2 separate regions of the Mus musculus genome follow, and region 1 is linked to region 2. The links are chromatin loops, found by intact Hi-C in ENCODE. Cell type or tissue: left cerebral cortex. All regions are shown on one strand.

Region 1 (8,000 bases), 260 kb after region 2:
CCACCAAACCTAACAAACTGAACTCAATTCCCAGGACCCACAGGACAGGCAGGAGCCCACATCACATGGACCCATACATATCAGGGAAAACCCACAGGTTGTCCTCTAATCTACACGCACACACACAGTGGAATGTACTCACCCATCCATATACACAGAAATAAATGTAACTTAATATTTTTCTTTTTTTTAACCAGTCTTTTCTTTTTCTTTTCTTTTCTTTTCTTTTTTCTTTTTTCCAAGACAGGGTTTCTCTGTGTAGCCTGACTGTCCTAGAACTCACTCTGTAGACCAGGCTGTCCTCGAACCCAGAAATCTGCCTGCCTCAGCCTCCCAAGTGCTGGGATTAAAGGCGTGTGCCACCACCGCCTGGCTTAATATTTTTCTTAAAAATGAACTATTTCTTCAGAGTTTGGTGGTTCAGCTAAACTAAATCCCTAAGGTGAGAGGACTGCAGAGGATCTGGGCTATCTCTGTCTCAAAACAGGCTTTGTTTGTTTGTTTTAATTCAGCTACTCTCGAAGCAAGGGAGACTGCTCAGTTGCTAAAATGTATGTGGACTCAAGTTCAGATCCCCAGTCCCCACAAAGTAGGCATGGCAGCACACACTTGTAATTCTAGCACTAGGGAGGTGGAGGCAGAAGGACCCTCAGGCTCATTGACCCGGTATACTAGCATATTTGGAAAGTTCCAGGCCAGTGAGAGACCGTCTTAGAGTGATTTTTTTCTCTCTCTCTCTTTTTGTTTTTTTTTGTTTTTTTTCGAGAAAGGGTTTCTTTCTTTCTTTCTTACTTTTTTTTGTTTGTTTGTTTTTCGAGATAAGAGTTCTTCTCTGTGTAGCTCTGGCTATCCTGGAACTCACTCTGTAGACCAGGCTGGTCTCGAATTCAGAAATCAGCCTGCCTCTGCCTCCCAAGTGCAGGAATTAAATGTGTGCACTACCATACCCTGCTTTGAGCGATTTTAAATTTTAGATTCTGTAGGAGGCACAAGGCTGCATGTCTTCCCCAAAGGGGCTATCTCTGACCCCACAACCAGGCTGTCCTGGCTTACCTGGGCTGTTGATATACATATGAATGGGCTTCTTGTTGCTTTCAGACTGTAAGAACAACAGCTGGGCAATGACCAGACTGGCCACACTGTCGTCAATCTGCAGGTGGGGAGAGCAGAGGTATCCTCAGGTTGAAGGTGGGATGGATAGAGGCTTAAGGAGTTGAGGCCCTGGGAACCAGGAATTTCCAGCACAGGAAGAGATGGCTGGGGAAGCCCCAGATAGTGGAAGACCCTAAGCTGGGGACAAGACTGGGACGGAGTGCTCTCCTAGCAGGCAAAAGGCCCTGGGTTTAAGCACTGCCTACACCTGGTCTGGTTTAGGAACCTCATCCCTCCCTCAAATGTCCTGTCAGCTACATGGGGAGTTCAAGGCCAGCCTGGGACCCTGACTCAGAAGACCAAAGGATAAACTGAAACAAAGAATGGCTGACAACAGCAGACTATGGTAAGAATGCACATTTTACATTCCAACGTTTGGGAAGCTATGGCAGGACGATGGAAAGGTAGGGGCTAGCCTGTACTACAAAGCAAAAATTTTGCTCAAGTTTTTTTTTTTTTTTTTTAAAGAATGTTTAAGGTCAGGGTCTAGGGCCTAGGGTCTAGGAGGTCACCAAGGATGAGGGGGAAGAGGGGGTTATATGACACAGAGCTTGACAAAGGATAAATGTTGGTGAGACAACAAGGTGTGCCCGGGAAGGACCGGGGTCGCTCACCGGGCCCATGACGCACACGATGCGTTCCCGCAACAGCCTCGAGTATATGTCATAAGCGCGCTCGCCTCGACCCTTCGTGGGAAAAGAAGATGTGAAAGGTCATCCTCCCTTGCACGCCGACCGACTACAAGCCTCCGCGCCATGTCCCCATCAGGTCACCGTACCGTCTGCTCCACCACTATGGGGATGAGCGGGAAAGCTCGCGTCGCAGTTCCATGCAGGCTCCTCCGCAGGGGTGAGCAGCTCACAGCAGTCCATGGCGGGGAGAAATGCACGGCAAGGCGAGACAACAGAGCGCGACATCCGTCCACAGCCACCCGGGCCTCCCCCAGCAGCACTCTGGGCCACATGACGACGCGCACTCCGGCTTGGCTTCCGGAACTACAACACCCGGCGTGCTTTGCGGGAGTCACTGGCTCATCCACTTCCGAGAACAGAATAAGCGGAACTGAAGAAGGCGGGGATAAGTCTGTGGGTGGGGTCCTCGTTAGAGGTAGGCGTTCGAATAAATAAGAAAAACCCGCGTATTAGTCCCATGGAAGTTCTCGGACGAGGTTGCGCTGTTCCCGGTGCCCACGCGGGAAGAAGCTCACGGAGGTGCTCACCAAAGGGTGAGAAGAGGCTTAGGGGACGCACCAGCCCACCACCATCGTCCCGCAGCAATCAGGTCCACGTGCTGGCCTGTAACCAATTGATCTTCCAGAACTACAATTCCCAGCTGCTTTGCGACCCCTGACTCCCGTATAGGCTCGCTAGAGAAAGGAGGAGAGTGTCTCTGGGACAGGACTTAGACCAGGAATCGCCAGGGGATTTATTGAACAATGTAGTTTAGGGCATTGTGAACACTGAGATAGGAGAGGAGGCCTGGATCTTGCCACAAGTTCTGGACGTTCGCTACACCTGTATTCGTTTTCAGAGGGCGTCCAGCTTTCTAGAAGCGTTCCTTTTTTGTCCAAGTAAAACTGGAGGGTAGGTAGACAGTGCCTACTGTCCATGTGCATGGTCCTATACCTTGAGAAATACTGTGCCCGCCATCTCGATCTGTCGCCGTAAGACCAAGATTCTGGGAGCTCCCCCCACCGCCATACCTGCCTCGTCTGTGCCTACGTTGCAGCTGGAGGCTCTTGGAAGAGGTGAAACTGAGCCATTGAACCTGCGACAGTCAGGCAATCACCTCTGCATTCATCTTCTTTGTCTTCCCTGCAACTCTTTTAAAAAAATAATATAGATATAGATATTTAGATATAGATTTATTTATTATTATTCATAAGTACACTGTAGCTGTCTTCAGATGCACCAGAAGAGGGCGTCAGATCTCATTAAGGGTGGTTGTAAGCCACCATGTGGTTGCTGGGATTTGAACTTAGGACCTTGGGAAGAGCAGTCAGTGCAACTCTTTTTAGCAGCCACACTTTTTCCCACGTGTCACTCCCCTCTGCCCTGTGCTAGGCTCCTTTACAATACATCTGTATCGGGCTGAGACATCATGCTCTGCTACCACCTCAGGCACATTCTGGAACTTTCTTAATTGTCGCCTGATGTAAGCATTACTTAAAGCGGTTGCCATGTTCCCTGAGGAAGATACACTTGCGTAACTGGAGACTTGTACCTTTAAATTGCATAAAAGCCAGACATGACCATCAAAAGCCAGAGATGTTTTTCCCTAGAGCTCTCCAAACGACACAGGCTCTTGTCATTACTCTGGGTTGCTCACCATAATTAGATGACAAGACTCAGTTGCTGAAGACACCAGTCACTTTGGTGTCTTCATGGGTCATGCAGAAACCAAACTGGAATTGACCTGGAGATTTCCTCCCAGCTGATTCAATTTCATAGTACCAGAAGGTAACATTTGGTCTGGATAAGACCACTTATGACAAAAGTCATAAGTGGTCTTATCCAGGGGTGGACCTCGAGTGCTGCAACTCCATCTGGTGGCAAGATGTGGCTGCTGGTGCACTGGTGGCATGAGAGCTATGGTGAACTCAAGGCTGCTCTGCAGGAGGGGACCACGCTCAGTGCTATAACCTGACTAGAGCCCACACTCCAAGGTTACACAACAAGGAGAGAAACTTGCCTTCCGTTGCTCTGCCAAATGGTTGTGCTGTGAAACTGCCTTCTGAATATTTGTCCCCATAGATTGCCGCTCTGGGCCCTCGTCAGAGATGCTTCACTTTGCAGCAGGAAGCGGGAAATTCAGAGGCTCTCAAGTCCGAATGCAGAGGAAGAACTGGCTACGAGTGCTTGCTCTAAGAGGGGCAAGAGCTGTGAAAGGTTGTCTAATGGATGTCTGGTGGCCATCATCCTTGTGACCTCACAGCAGCTGGACAAGATCAACCCAGCTAGATCAGCCAGTGTCCCAGCAGGCAGCAGTTCCTGGACTCCATGTGTTACAGAAAAGGGACATGAAGGTGGGAGGAGGCTGTGCCAGGAGTGTTGGGAGGAAGAGCAATAATTCTGAGTAAACACTTGGTATAAATGTGTGAAATTGTTAAAGAATAAAAGATAAAAATAGCCGGGCGTGGTGGCGCATGCCTTTAATCCCAGCACTTGAGAGGCAGAGGCAGGCGGATTTCTGAGTTCAAGGCCAGCCTGGTCTACAAAGTGAGTTCCAGGACAGCCAGGACTATACAGAGAAACCCTGTCTCACCCCCCCCCAAAAAAATAAAGAAATAGTCCAGATGTGGTAGTGTACACCTTTAATCCCAGCACTCAGGGAAACCCTGCCTTGAAAAACCAAGGAATAAATAAATAAGCCGTTAAAAGAAAAACAAGCCAGGGCATAGTGGTACATACCATTTTTTTTTCTAGATTGTGTGTGTGTGTGTGTGTGTGTGTGTGTGTGTGTAGCCCTGGCTGTTCTAGAATTTGCTCTATAGAAGACTAGGCTGGCCTCAAACTCAGAGATCTGCCTGCCTCTGCCTCCCAAATACTAGGATTAAAAGGTATGCACCACCACGCCCCACTCTGCAGTGTACCTCTTTAATCCCAGCACTCAGGAAGCAGAGACAGGAGGATCTTGTCTCTGTTTGATGCCAGCCTGATCTATATTGGGAGTCCCAGAGCAGCCAAGGCTACATAGAGAGAACATGTACCAAAAAAATCAAGCAAGCAAACAACCCCCCCCCCAATGACAAGTATTTTGTTGATTTTGAAGGTTTGTTGTTATTTTTAATTGTGGAAGTGTGAATGTAAAGGTGCTGCAAGGGGCCGGAAGGAGATGTCAGATCTCCTGGAGCAGAAGGTACAAAAGGTTGTGAGCTGCCTTATGTGGGTTCTGGGAGTCAAAAACCCAGGTCCAAACAAGAATAGCAAGCGCTCTAAGCTGTTGTGCCTCTCACTCTATGCTCAGGTTAGCCTGGAATTCATGGCGATCTTCCTGCCTCAGCCTCAGGACTACTGAGGCTGCAGCACCAAGCTAGGCTCACTGCTAATAGGTCTATTCCTTTTTCACATAAGTGCCTTTGTCTGTCCGGCAATTGGATCTTTCTAGAATGCAGTAACTATCTTTTCCTTGAAATCCTCTCCTCCTCCTCCTCCTCCTCCTCCTTTAAAGAATTATTTATTTTATATATGTGAGTACACGATAGCTGTCTTCAGACACACCAGAAGAGGGCATCAGATCTCATTATCCCATTACAGATGGTTGTGAGCCACCATGTGGTTGCTGGGAATTGAACTCAGGACCTCTGGAAGAGCAATCAGTACTCTTTTTTTTTTTTTAAATATTTATTTATTTATTATATGTGAGTACACTGTAGCTGTCCTCAGACACTCCAGAAGAGGGAGTCAGATCTCGTTATGGATGGTTGTGAGCCACCATGTGGTTGCTGGGATTTGAACTCCTGACCTTCAGAAGAGCAGTCGGGTGCTCTTACCCACTGAGCCATCTCACCAGCCCGCAATCAGTACTCTTAACCACTGAGCCCTTTCTCCAGCCCTTGAAATCCATTTCAACCAAGTTGAAGTTCTGGGGAGGGGGTTCTGGAAAGGAGTTGGAGTCTGCTTTCTATTCTTCAAAGAGTTATACAATTTCCTCATTTGGTGATTTTTGTCTATTTGGGACAGGGTCTCTAGGACAGGCTGGCCTGGAACTTCCTATGTTGCCAAGGCTGGCCTCCTTTTGGGGGGTTGGGTTGGCAGACATGAGCCACCATGGCCTTTCCTTTGAATGTAGTATTTAAGCTAATTAAGCTTATGACAGTGTAGTTTACACAGAGAGTACCCAGGGAAAAGATGTGATCAACCTTAAGGAACACAGGCCAAGACTACTGAAACCAGATTCAAATCTACAGATGTCAGCTGTGCCAACTTACTGGTTTTGAAAGTGGAGTTATGTAACATGACACTAGTGGGGCATTGGCTCATCCTTGTCCTGTGGGAATCAATTCTCCGGGCAAGACAGCCACCGCTGCTGTGAGAATCTCAGCCCACTATGCTGGCTCAGACCTGTCATCCCAGCACTAAGGAGGTGGAGACAGGAGGATCAGTAGTTCAGGGACAGCCTTAGCTACTTGATAGCCTGGATAATAGGATAATGAGAAGCAGAAGCAAAGAAAGAGAAAGAGAGGAAGAAAGAAGGTTGCCTGGACTTCTCCCTAGGAGATGTGAATAGATGTCACTTATCTTGGATAGCACACCTGGAAGCCTTCCCACCCAAGTCTGGCTTGGTGATTAAAGAGTTTATTAGGTGAGTTACAGGATGATCACCTCCCAAGGCATGGGAGGTGGAGGCCCCCACCCACATCTCGGTTGTTGCTATTTGATGCCCCTTGTACTCAGAGACCACGTTCAGTGAAGGTATCAGACCAACAACAATGGGCAGAATGTTATACAACTGTAGCAGTGCAGGAGGGAAGGCTGTGGCAACTTCAGATGGTTTATGACTCTCTCTCCATCCCCTTTTGTTAAAGGACTCTCTCTCTTTTTTTGAGACAAGTTTCTCTGTAGCCCTGGCTGTCCTGGAACTCACTCTGTAGACCAGACTGGCCCGAAACTCAGAGAGCTGCCTCCTGAGTGCTGGGATTAAAGTTGTCCATAGCCACACCCAGCCTTGCAGGTCTCTCTTTGGTTTATTTTTTATTTATTTATTTATTTATTTATTTATTTAGAGACAGGTCTCTTATCCTCCAGGCTGGCCTGCTACTGGCTCCATTGCCAAGGATGACCTGATGATGCCGCCCATTGTCAGGTGTGTGCTGTTACACTGTGTCCATTACCTTCCAAGATGAATCAAGTCTGTGACTCACTTGGAGAACACAGGAGTGGGTGAGAGGCCTGGGGGGGGGGGGGATCCAAGGACCTGAGTTCGATCCCTGGTACCCACAGGTGGAAGAAAGAACCAATTCTCTTGGGCTGTCCTTTGACCTCTCACATGCACATAATGAATAAGTAACTGTAAAGGATAGAAGAGAAAGGAAGAGAACCTAGGCACCACAGACATGGACACAGCACATCTCCTCAGTTGGTGTAGCCGAGGATGACCTTGGGTTCCCGATCCTCCGGCCTCCACCTGCAGAGTGTTAGAACAGATGTGTACTGGCACACCTGGAACTAGCTGGGATTTCTGGAAGATGGCCAAGGCCAAAGGTTCTAGTTGTGTTGGACTGATCTCAGTGGAACTGCCTGCATTACTGGAGGAACAAATGGCGGCTCTTAGAGAGGGCCTGGAAATCTGAACCCGCATGGAGAAAGCAGCTTACCACTTCCTGTAACGTTAACTCCAGCAAATCAGATGCCCCTCCTGGACTCTGAGGGTGCGACGTTCATGTGCACACACAAAGGCACATGCGCACATGTAATAGTTTTAGGAACCCATTTTTTAAAAGATAAATTAGAGAGAGCGGGAGGGAGGAAGAGAGAGAGAGAGAGGGAGGGAGAGAGAGAGAGAGAGAGAGAGAGAGAGAGAGAGAGAGAGAGAGAGAGAGAGGGCTTATTGGGCCTTCTGGCCCATGCCTGTCTTTCCAGCACTTGGGAAGCAAAGACAAGGAGATGGGGAACTCAAAGGCATCTCGGGGAGATGGCTCAGGAAGGGAAGTACCTGCCCTGAGGGTTCTCTTTTAAGCTCCAGCATCCATGTGAGTGCAGGTCTCAGCGCCTGCACCCACCCCCACCCCTCACCCCCTGCCCACTTCCTGGAGGCAGAGACAGAGGCTCCCTGGGCTCTCTGCTGCCCTTCTATCAGGTTCAGTGATAGACCCTGCCTCCAAAAGCATGATGGAGAGGCTAAAGAAA
Region 2 (8,000 bases):
AGATCTATCCCAGCACCCTGGAGGCTGAGGCAGGGAGATCAGGAGTTTGTGGTCACCCTGGGCTACAGAGTGAGTTTGAGGCCAGCTTGGGCTACATGAGACCACACGCACTCACACACTCTCTCTCTCTCTCTCTCTCTCTCTCTCTCTCTCTCTCTCTCTCACACACACACACACACACACACACACACACACACACAGTTTTTTCCAATCCTCGGAAACCCTGAAACAGCATTCACATCAAGCCACCAATGAAACTAGATATACCAAATAAACAACTACCTTAATTTCTGGAGCTTTTTGGAGTAAAACTTTTATTTGTGTATTTGTTCAAAATACAGTCTCACTAAGTGGCCCAACGTGGTCCAGAACTCACAATCTTCCAATCAAGAGTGCTGGGACAGTAGACATTTGCCACCATACCCAGCTCACCTTTTAGATTTTAAAGGGAAGGGTTTAGAATGAAGGTTAAAGTTTCTGGAAGTAACTACAGGCTGGCTACCAGTTTGTTTGTTTGTTTGTTTAGAATTTTGAGACAGGGTGGCATGTAGCCTAGACTACCCTCAAACTAACTACATAGCTGAGGCTAGCCTTGAACCAACCCAAGGGGGCTAGGATGACAGGCATGCACCAACGCGCCCAGCTTTGTCCACTGCTTTTAGACACAAAAAGTCAGTTCTTCGAACACACAAGATAGAGTAGTAAGTTCTGCCATCAGACCCATTTCACAGATGAGAACAGAGGCAATCAAAGTCACTGATACATTAAAGCTCTTGGGTTAAGAGACCAGTCCTGGCTAAAGGGAGTAACAGGACAACCAAAACCTTATCTCAAAGATAAAAACTCGGGTTGGTGACGTGGTATAAGGGGTAAAGGTGCCTGTGGCTAAACACCAGAGTCTGATCCCTGGGATCCACATGGTGAGAGGCAAGAACTGACTCCTTCAAACTGTCCTCTGACTTCCAGAGGACTTGCGTTCTGTGGATAAGTGGGTGCATCTCGCTCTCCAAAATATATAAAGAATAAGAAGCCCCCAAATAACTCAGCTACAGCACAGTGAGGGGAAAATAGAAGCTGAGAATTTACAAACCAAAAAGGGCTCCCTGCTGGAAGCGAGTAAATTCCACCTTAGGACATCCAGACTAACAGGAGGTGGGACTGGAAGTGTGAGGTAGAGTGGCCTCTAAGAAGGTGAGAGACCTGCGCCTCCAGCCCCTCCCTCGCCCCTCCCCCTCCCATTCTTACTTGACTTCAGGGTCATCTTTGGTAGGTCTCTTGGGAAGATACTTTTTCACCAGGCTCCTAAAGGTTGGGACAGAGGCAGGGAGGCTAAGAACGCGGACCTCCTGCGGTCTCCCCTTGGAGTCCCAGAGCAGCGAGCACCCACCCTCATGCTCACCGGAGTTGCTTAGCATAAGCCTGCTCCACCTCCGCGCGTTCTTTCACGAACTTCACGTATTTGTCCAACAAATCCAGCCCCCACTGCGTGTGGCGTTCCAGCACCTCAAACTGATCCTGATTGCAGGAGCGCGATTGGGGAACGTTAGGGTCACCTGGGTAGGAGGCACCGAAATCCCAGCGACCCGGAACAGCGGAGGTGGGGTGGGGTGGACAATCTCTCGGGGCTTAGCGGTTCCAGCAAGGGCTGGCTGGCTTCCCCAGGCGCCGCCCCGGCGTGGCGCAGGGGAGGCAGGAAGCTGGCGGGAACCCCCATGTCCTCCTCCAGGGAAGGGCCTGGACAACACGGCCAGGGCCCCAAACCAGACAGCAGGGTCTCTCGGAATCGGGGTGGCCAGCAAGGGTGTGGAAGGAGGCTAAACCACGCCAGTTCCCTCACCCCTCCTCTAATCCCCTCCAAATTCCAAAAAATCAAGAGGGCTTGGCACAAAAATCAGGCACAGAAGGGATGAGTTCGTGCAGCTCAAAGTGCGTGGAAGCAGGGTCGGGGGGCCTCTATGGCCAAATTTCCCCACTCGCCAAGATCCCCCGGGATCCTCAGTTGAGTGACTCAGTTTCCCCTGCTTCTGTGATGCCTCCACTATAGTGGCTCACCCCCACTACATCCTAAGATTGCACCGCCTCCAGAAAGAGGAGGGGTCAATAGTCCGACAAGGATTCAGGGAAACTTCTAGGGCTTCCTGGGTGAGGTTAAGAGGCGGGTAAGGGGTGGCTCCGCCCAGCGCCCGGGGCCGAGTCCTATAGCCCCTTCCCCTCCCCCTCAGCGTTCCAATTGTAAGCGGGGAAGGAACCCGGTAAGGCCCCACGTGGGACAGAAGGTGACCAAAGGGTCCCCTCCCCCTCCCAGCCGGACAGGCGGGCGACGGGCAGGGACCCAGGGGCCGTAAGATTAGCCTCCAAGCCAGGCCAGGGCGCTCAAAATAGGTGACCTCACCCAGCTGTCCCCCCTCCCTGGCCTGGTCCAGGGACTTCTTCAGATGGTCTTCCTCTCAACTCTGTGCCTCAGTTTCCCTATGCGGGTCCTGGGCAAAGTATCCCTACGTCCTCGGGGCGTCTTGAAAGTCCCAAAGGAACTTTTGAGTGAGTGCGGAGGGCAGAGGGCGGGGACCCAAGGGATCAGCTGCAAGGGAAAGCGTGGAGTCCGGGCTAAGGTACTTCGGGGACAAAGAGCGGAGAAGCCAGGACCCCAGCAAGGGAGAACCGTGGGAACTGGGGAAAAAGACTCACCCACAACTCGGTACCCCAATCCATGCTGCTCTTGCCGCCCAGGACGCCACCGCCTCCTGCCCGGGTCTCCGCCGCCCTCCACCGGAGACTCAGCCCCAGGGCAGTGTGCCCAACCTCGCCCCGCCCCGCCGCCAGGCCACGCCCACCAGCCTAGATTACAACGCCCCTTCGTGCCTTTCCACGCCTCTACTCTGCCGAGCCCCCAGCGGGGGGCTCTGAGGGCGGAGTCCAGATGATGCCCCGCCCCCCATTAAAGGGCCATGCGCCACCTCAAAGTACGCCTCGATTAATTTTCAAAATTTGTACCCCATATTTCTCTCCTCTGCCATCCCAAACTATTCATCCTTTCCTTTCAACTTCGCATTTTTTTTATAAAGGGTCAAGAGATCAAAACCCCAAATCCAAGCAGTCTTTCCCACGTGTCCCCACTCCATGGCAGGGAAAATCTGTGGTTGGTCATTAGGCTCTTGCGGGGACCTACTCGGCTCCAGAAATCTCCATTTCGTCTCACTAATAGTCTGTTTCCCTCCGGCCACAGAGATGGGATGACTTCGATCTTGCCCAGGATGCACATCCAGCCAAGGCCAGGTCCATTAGCACCCCCCAACACCACCGCATCCTGACTTCTCTTCCTTCCCGCCAGAGTCTCCTCTGAGAAACAGAGGACAGGTTGTCCTTTGGGCACCGTTCTGGGCTAGGCACACACTCACACACACACACACACACACGCATGCACGCACAGCACCGCGCACTTGCACTTGACTACACATTTTCCAGCCTCATTCAGTATGTAAGGCCCAAATCAGAACTGCCTCTAGATTCTGGGACCCTGGGGCTTAGGATTTCGGGTCCTCCCAATCATAAAAGTCCTTTCACGCCTTGTAAACCCCCTTAAGGCTCCCGGATAAAAGGGAAGAGGCCCTGTTGGCTCCCACCCCACTCTCCCTGGCTGTAGGTGCTTTCTCCGCCGCTACGCAAGTGTCAAAACACCATTGTGTTGCAGCTAGAAGAGCAGTCTAGACTTCTGAGGAAAGACGCCCTGGAGCCAGTGCTGGAACTGAGGCTCCAATAGGCCTTGGCCCCACCTGCTGGTGGCTTGTGGGCTAAGCTCTGAGATGTAAAGTGGGGTAGAGGGATGGTGGAGGAGGGTGGAGAAGGACTCAGAGTCCCAGTGACGAAAAAGGTATCACACTACGGTGGGAAGCTTCGCGCCAGGGTCAGCAATCTAATTAAGAGTTGCAAGCTACAACTAGGATCCAGCAGCTGGGACTCTTCCAGATCTGAGGACTCAGTAGGAATTGAGGAGCCTATGTTTCAGTTTGAAGTAGGGAACTCAGCTGCTGCAAGGTTACGCCTAGGGCGGAGTCTTCAGGTAGGACCTACAGCGGCATTCAGCCGAGGATTAGAGATCAGCATAGTGCGAAGAATTTTAGGCTTTTCGGTGGCCCAGCAAAGTTGAAACAAGGTAAGCTCATAGACGCGTACGTTGACTAAGTCTCCACTTCTGGCCGGGAGCAGGGTATCGGGGAAGTGAGGGGTGGGAGAGGAAGTGCGTCCTTGGGAATACTGGGAAATGTAGTTTATGCATGCTTCGTTGCACGGATCTGCTCCCTCTATATTCTGGGTAATGTAGTCTTGGACCGTTAAGAGTTGCTGAAGGAATTCCGCTTTAAGGGACGGATATGGGTTCCTGGATCATTGGTGAATCGTCCTGTTCCTCAAACTACATCCGGGACAATCTGTTTAGCGATTGGAGAGTATGAAAGCCGGGGCTGAAAAGGATAAGCACGCCCATTTGGGAGGCCTTCTGACAATCAAAAGAATCTCAGTTGCTAATTGGGTGACTAGACCACGTCGTGCGACTATTGGCTGAAAAGTGGGTAGGCCTTATCAGGCGTCAGAGGCTGTGTTCGGGGGGCAGTCGCAGCCCCAGAGATGGCAGTGAGCGAGAGGAGGGGGCTCAGCGGCGAGAGCCCAACGCAGTGCCGATGGGGATACTTGTCGCTGCTGGTGCTGACGCTGAGCGGCTGCTCAGGCCGTATCCACCGGCTGACTCTCACAGTGAGCCCCGCAGGCTTGGCCTCGTTGTCTCCCCCCATAGCTCCGCCGGTGGATGGAGCAGCCGCACCCCCCACTGCAGGCCGCTAGTGGTCTCGTCCCGGGGTCTCCCCGCCCGGTGCTCGTAATGGGTTGGCCTGGCTTAGAGGGCGGGGCTTCATCTCCTGGGACCCCTGACTCCTGGCGCTTAAACTTTCAGGGAACACTTGGTAACAACCATAGGACCTGGGAGGAAGGGGTACCACCTGGTAGGATCTTCCTGGAATTCACTTAGGGGAGTGACAGGAGACTACTTTCAAAATTTAGCCCAGATAGAATCGAAAACTTTTCTGGAAAGTCGAAACTAGTCACACCAGCCTATGTAGCCCGCTCTCGGGGTGGTGCACGTCTATATGGGGACTGTCATGGGGTTGCCAGGGTTTCACCCCATGGACACACAACCCCACCCTCTAGCTGCCTCGGACTGAAGTAGGAAAATGTCACCAGCACCAATACGATGTACCCAGGAAGGCTTTCTCACATGCTCCTGTCCTGAATAAAAATGTATAGAGACGCTCAGGGAAACACGCCGTCGTGCTGGACTTGGTGGGGAGAGTGCCCTTGTGCCACTGTGTCTTTGGTTTCCTGCAGGGGGAGAAGCGAGCTGACATCCAACTGAACAGCTTCGGATTCTACACCAATGGTTCCCTGGAAGTAGAGCTGAGCTTACTGCGACTCAGCCTCCAGGAGACAGAAAAGAAGTTGCCAAAGGTGAGGGGGCTCATGGGAGGACTCAGTGTGCAAGTTCTGGGATTCTGTCTTAGCTCTGTCCCTCACCGGTGTGATCTGTGGCCAGTCTCATAGCCTTCCCCACCTGTCACCTAAGAATGAATACAGTGTCTCATGCAGTCTGGGTTTGAGGGTACAGATTTGTCATCTTAGTGTCCCTGCTGGCTTAGGCAGGAGGATCAGAAATTAGCCAGCCAGTATATATGTAACATATATGCATGTATATAATGCATTTTAATCATACACGCTTCTCCCCCTAACTCCTCCAAAATCCATTCCCACCTTCCCAAACTCCTCCCAATCTCATGTCCTTTAAAAAAAAAAAAAAAAAAAAAAAAGATATGGCCTCACTATGTAGCCCCAGATAGCCAGGAACTCTGTGTAGACCAGGCTGGCCACAGACTCAGAGATCTGCCAACCTCTGTCTCCCAAGTGCTGGGATCTAAGGCCGGTGCTCTTGTTTGTTTGTTTGTTTGTTTCTCCTGGGGCCACACCCTCACTCACTCAGCATCTATCAGCTAGCTGTCCACAGCTCCCCAGTTAGGTGTAGGGGTTCAAACACCCCTCTTCCCTCCATGCTGGAATGTTGACTGACTCGATCCTGTGTGGGCAACCACAGCTGCTGTGAGTTCATAAGCAACAGTCTGCTGTGTTCAGAGGACAATGTTCCCCTCTTGCCCTCCTCAGCCTCTGCCTTTACAGTCTTGACTCTTCCTCTTCCTCTTTCTCTTCCTTTTCCTCCTCCTCCTCCTCCTCCTCCTCAGTTTCATTCCCTGAGCCTTGGGTGAAGAGGTGTGATATAAATGACCCATTGGGAGTGGCCTTGTGGTTTTTTTGGCAGAGAGGTAATGTTCAAGACAGGGTCTTGGAACTCAATATGTAGACCTTGAGCTCACAGATCCACCGTCACAGTGCTGGGATTAAAAGGCGTGCACTCCTGCGCCTGGCAAGCAGCCTCTCCTGACAGCTTCTCTTATGACAGGGTCTCATATAGTTAGTCTCAAAGTCAAGCCCCTTCTGCCTCAAGTCCAGAGCCCTTGGAATTGCAAGCGTGCTCTGTTCTGCCCAGCACCATTAACCTTTTAGGTGGGTCAAACCAATCAGGAAGTGCATTCTGCATGAGCGTTGTGGGTCCAGGATGGGGCAGGACATTGAGAAGCTAGCACATAGTGGGTGTTCAGTACCTGTGAGATGAGCCAGTAGCGGTGCTGCATGCTGAGGCAGCAGTAGGGTTGCTGCAAGTTTGAAAGTTCAACTCCAACCTGGACAATATGGTGAGTACCTTACCACCCAGGGCGACCTGGCTAGTCCCTGTCTTGGAGCAGAGCAGAACGAGGCTTCGTTTCTTCTGCTGCTGAGGACAGTTTGGGAGCCCTTCCCTTCTCCTCTTTTTCCATCAGGTGGGGTTCAGCTTGAGCAGAGTTCGGTCTGGCAGTGTCCGCTCCTACTCGGTGAGTGGAGAGCATCGGGAGGGATGAGGGAGAATGGGCGTGGTGTTGGGGGCCTCTCTTCTCCGTGGTACGCTTACAGCCAAGGAGGGGCAGGGAGAAGCTGTGGGTGGATGGGGAAGCACACTGAACAAGGCTGGATCCATGGGCCCGCTGTAACCCCGGCCCCCTCTGTCCACTCCCCAGAGACGGAACTCCCATGAATGCCCTCTGGATAGAAACAGCAGCAACTTCCTGGTCCTGTTCCTCATCAATATCAAGGACCTGCAGTGAGTTGGGGTGGGGCAGCCCTAGGGAGAAAGCGAGTCACTTGCTACATGGTACATCATGGGTGTGGGGTGTGTGTGTGTGTGTGTGTGTGTGTGTGTGTGTACATGCTGCTGGAAATTGAACCCACTGCCTTAGAAATTATAGGCAAGTACCATACCACAGCCACACCACCATCCTCTCACTAGGGGACTCTAAGGGGGGTGGGGGCAGTGGAAACCTCCATCCCTGAGCCACACTCCCAGCCCCTCACAGGGGGGGTTTCAAGTACCCCCTGAGAAACCCCCAGCCCTCTTTGTACTTTTTAAGACAAGGTCTCAATAAGTTTTACCGGTTTGGGCCTTGAGTCCACTCTGTAGCCCAGGCTGACATTGAACCTGCAGTCCTCCTGCCTCAGCCTCCCGAGAATCTTGACTCACAGGCCTTCCCTCTGTAGACCGGGCCATGTGATCTTTTAAATTGGTGCTGAAATGGCCCATCCCAGTGATCTGATAGTTGCTATTACAGGCAGCCATGAGTGTGTGAGCTACTGTGATAGGCAATGGCCAGGTGCTGAGAGTTGGTGACCAGTGGCTCAGAGCAATGAACCAACCCCTTAAGAAGGGCATCCGTACACATTCTATACCTGACCTCCCCCTTCCTGATTCCTCCCCTCACCCCAGGGTCCAAGTCCGAAAATATGGGGAGCAGAAGTTGTTCATCTCCCCTGGCCTTCTCCCTGAAGCTCCCACCCAGTCAGGTCCCCCGAAACCAGACCCAGCAGGCACCCCCAAG

Evidence for each region. Hi-C counts contacts between places; a loop is a spot of excess contacts. Peaks named below come from ENCODE experiments on the same cell type or tissue, not always from the same donor. Only the 100,000 strongest peaks of a DNase experiment are listed, where the experiment ranks them.
Region 1: it touches region 2 in a loop (12-fold over the local background); 13 of 42 quality-filtered maps call a loop at or near these places.

What each region holds. Positions count from the first base shown.
Region 1 is chr17:56,984,444-56,992,443 of GRCm38, reverse strand. It overlaps Clpp (caseinolytic mitochondrial matrix peptidase proteolytic subunit), which reads right to left and starts at 2,180. Exons shown (of 6, transcript NM_017393.2): 1 at 1,931-2,180; 2 at 1,767-1,838; 3 at 1,054-1,150. The coding sequence starts at 2,116. Gm33509 (a long non-coding RNA gene) reads left to right here and starts at 2,521. Exons shown (of 2, transcript XR_385672.4): 1 at 2,521-2,735; 2 at 3,906-4,282. In left cerebral cortex, CTCF peaks have their summits at 3,059 (motif pointing right) and 3,718 (motif pointing left); DNase peaks (open chromatin) are centred at 2,172 and 2,448; H3K4me3 peaks cover 2,113 bases; H3K27ac peaks cover 1,404 bases.
Region 2 is chr17:57,244,257-57,252,256 of GRCm38, reverse strand. It overlaps Gpr108 (G protein-coupled receptor 108), which reads left to right and starts at 4,568. Exons shown (of 17, transcript NM_030084.4): 1 at 4,568-4,746; 2 at 5,374-5,493; 3 at 6,912-6,962; 4 at 7,146-7,228; 5 at 7,889-8,000. The coding sequence starts at 4,621. It overlaps Trip10 (thyroid hormone receptor interactor 10), which reads right to left and starts at 2,806. Exons shown (of 15, transcript NM_001242389.1): 1 at 2,686-2,806; 2 at 1,400-1,515; 3 at 1,246-1,302. The coding sequence starts at 2,709. In left cerebral cortex, CTCF peaks have their summits at 2,795, 3,774 (motif pointing left), 4,811, 5,378 and 1 weaker place; DNase peaks (open chromatin) are centred at 2,813, 3,775, 4,438, 5,297 and 2 more places; H3K4me3 peaks cover 4,237 bases; H3K27ac peaks cover 2,175 bases.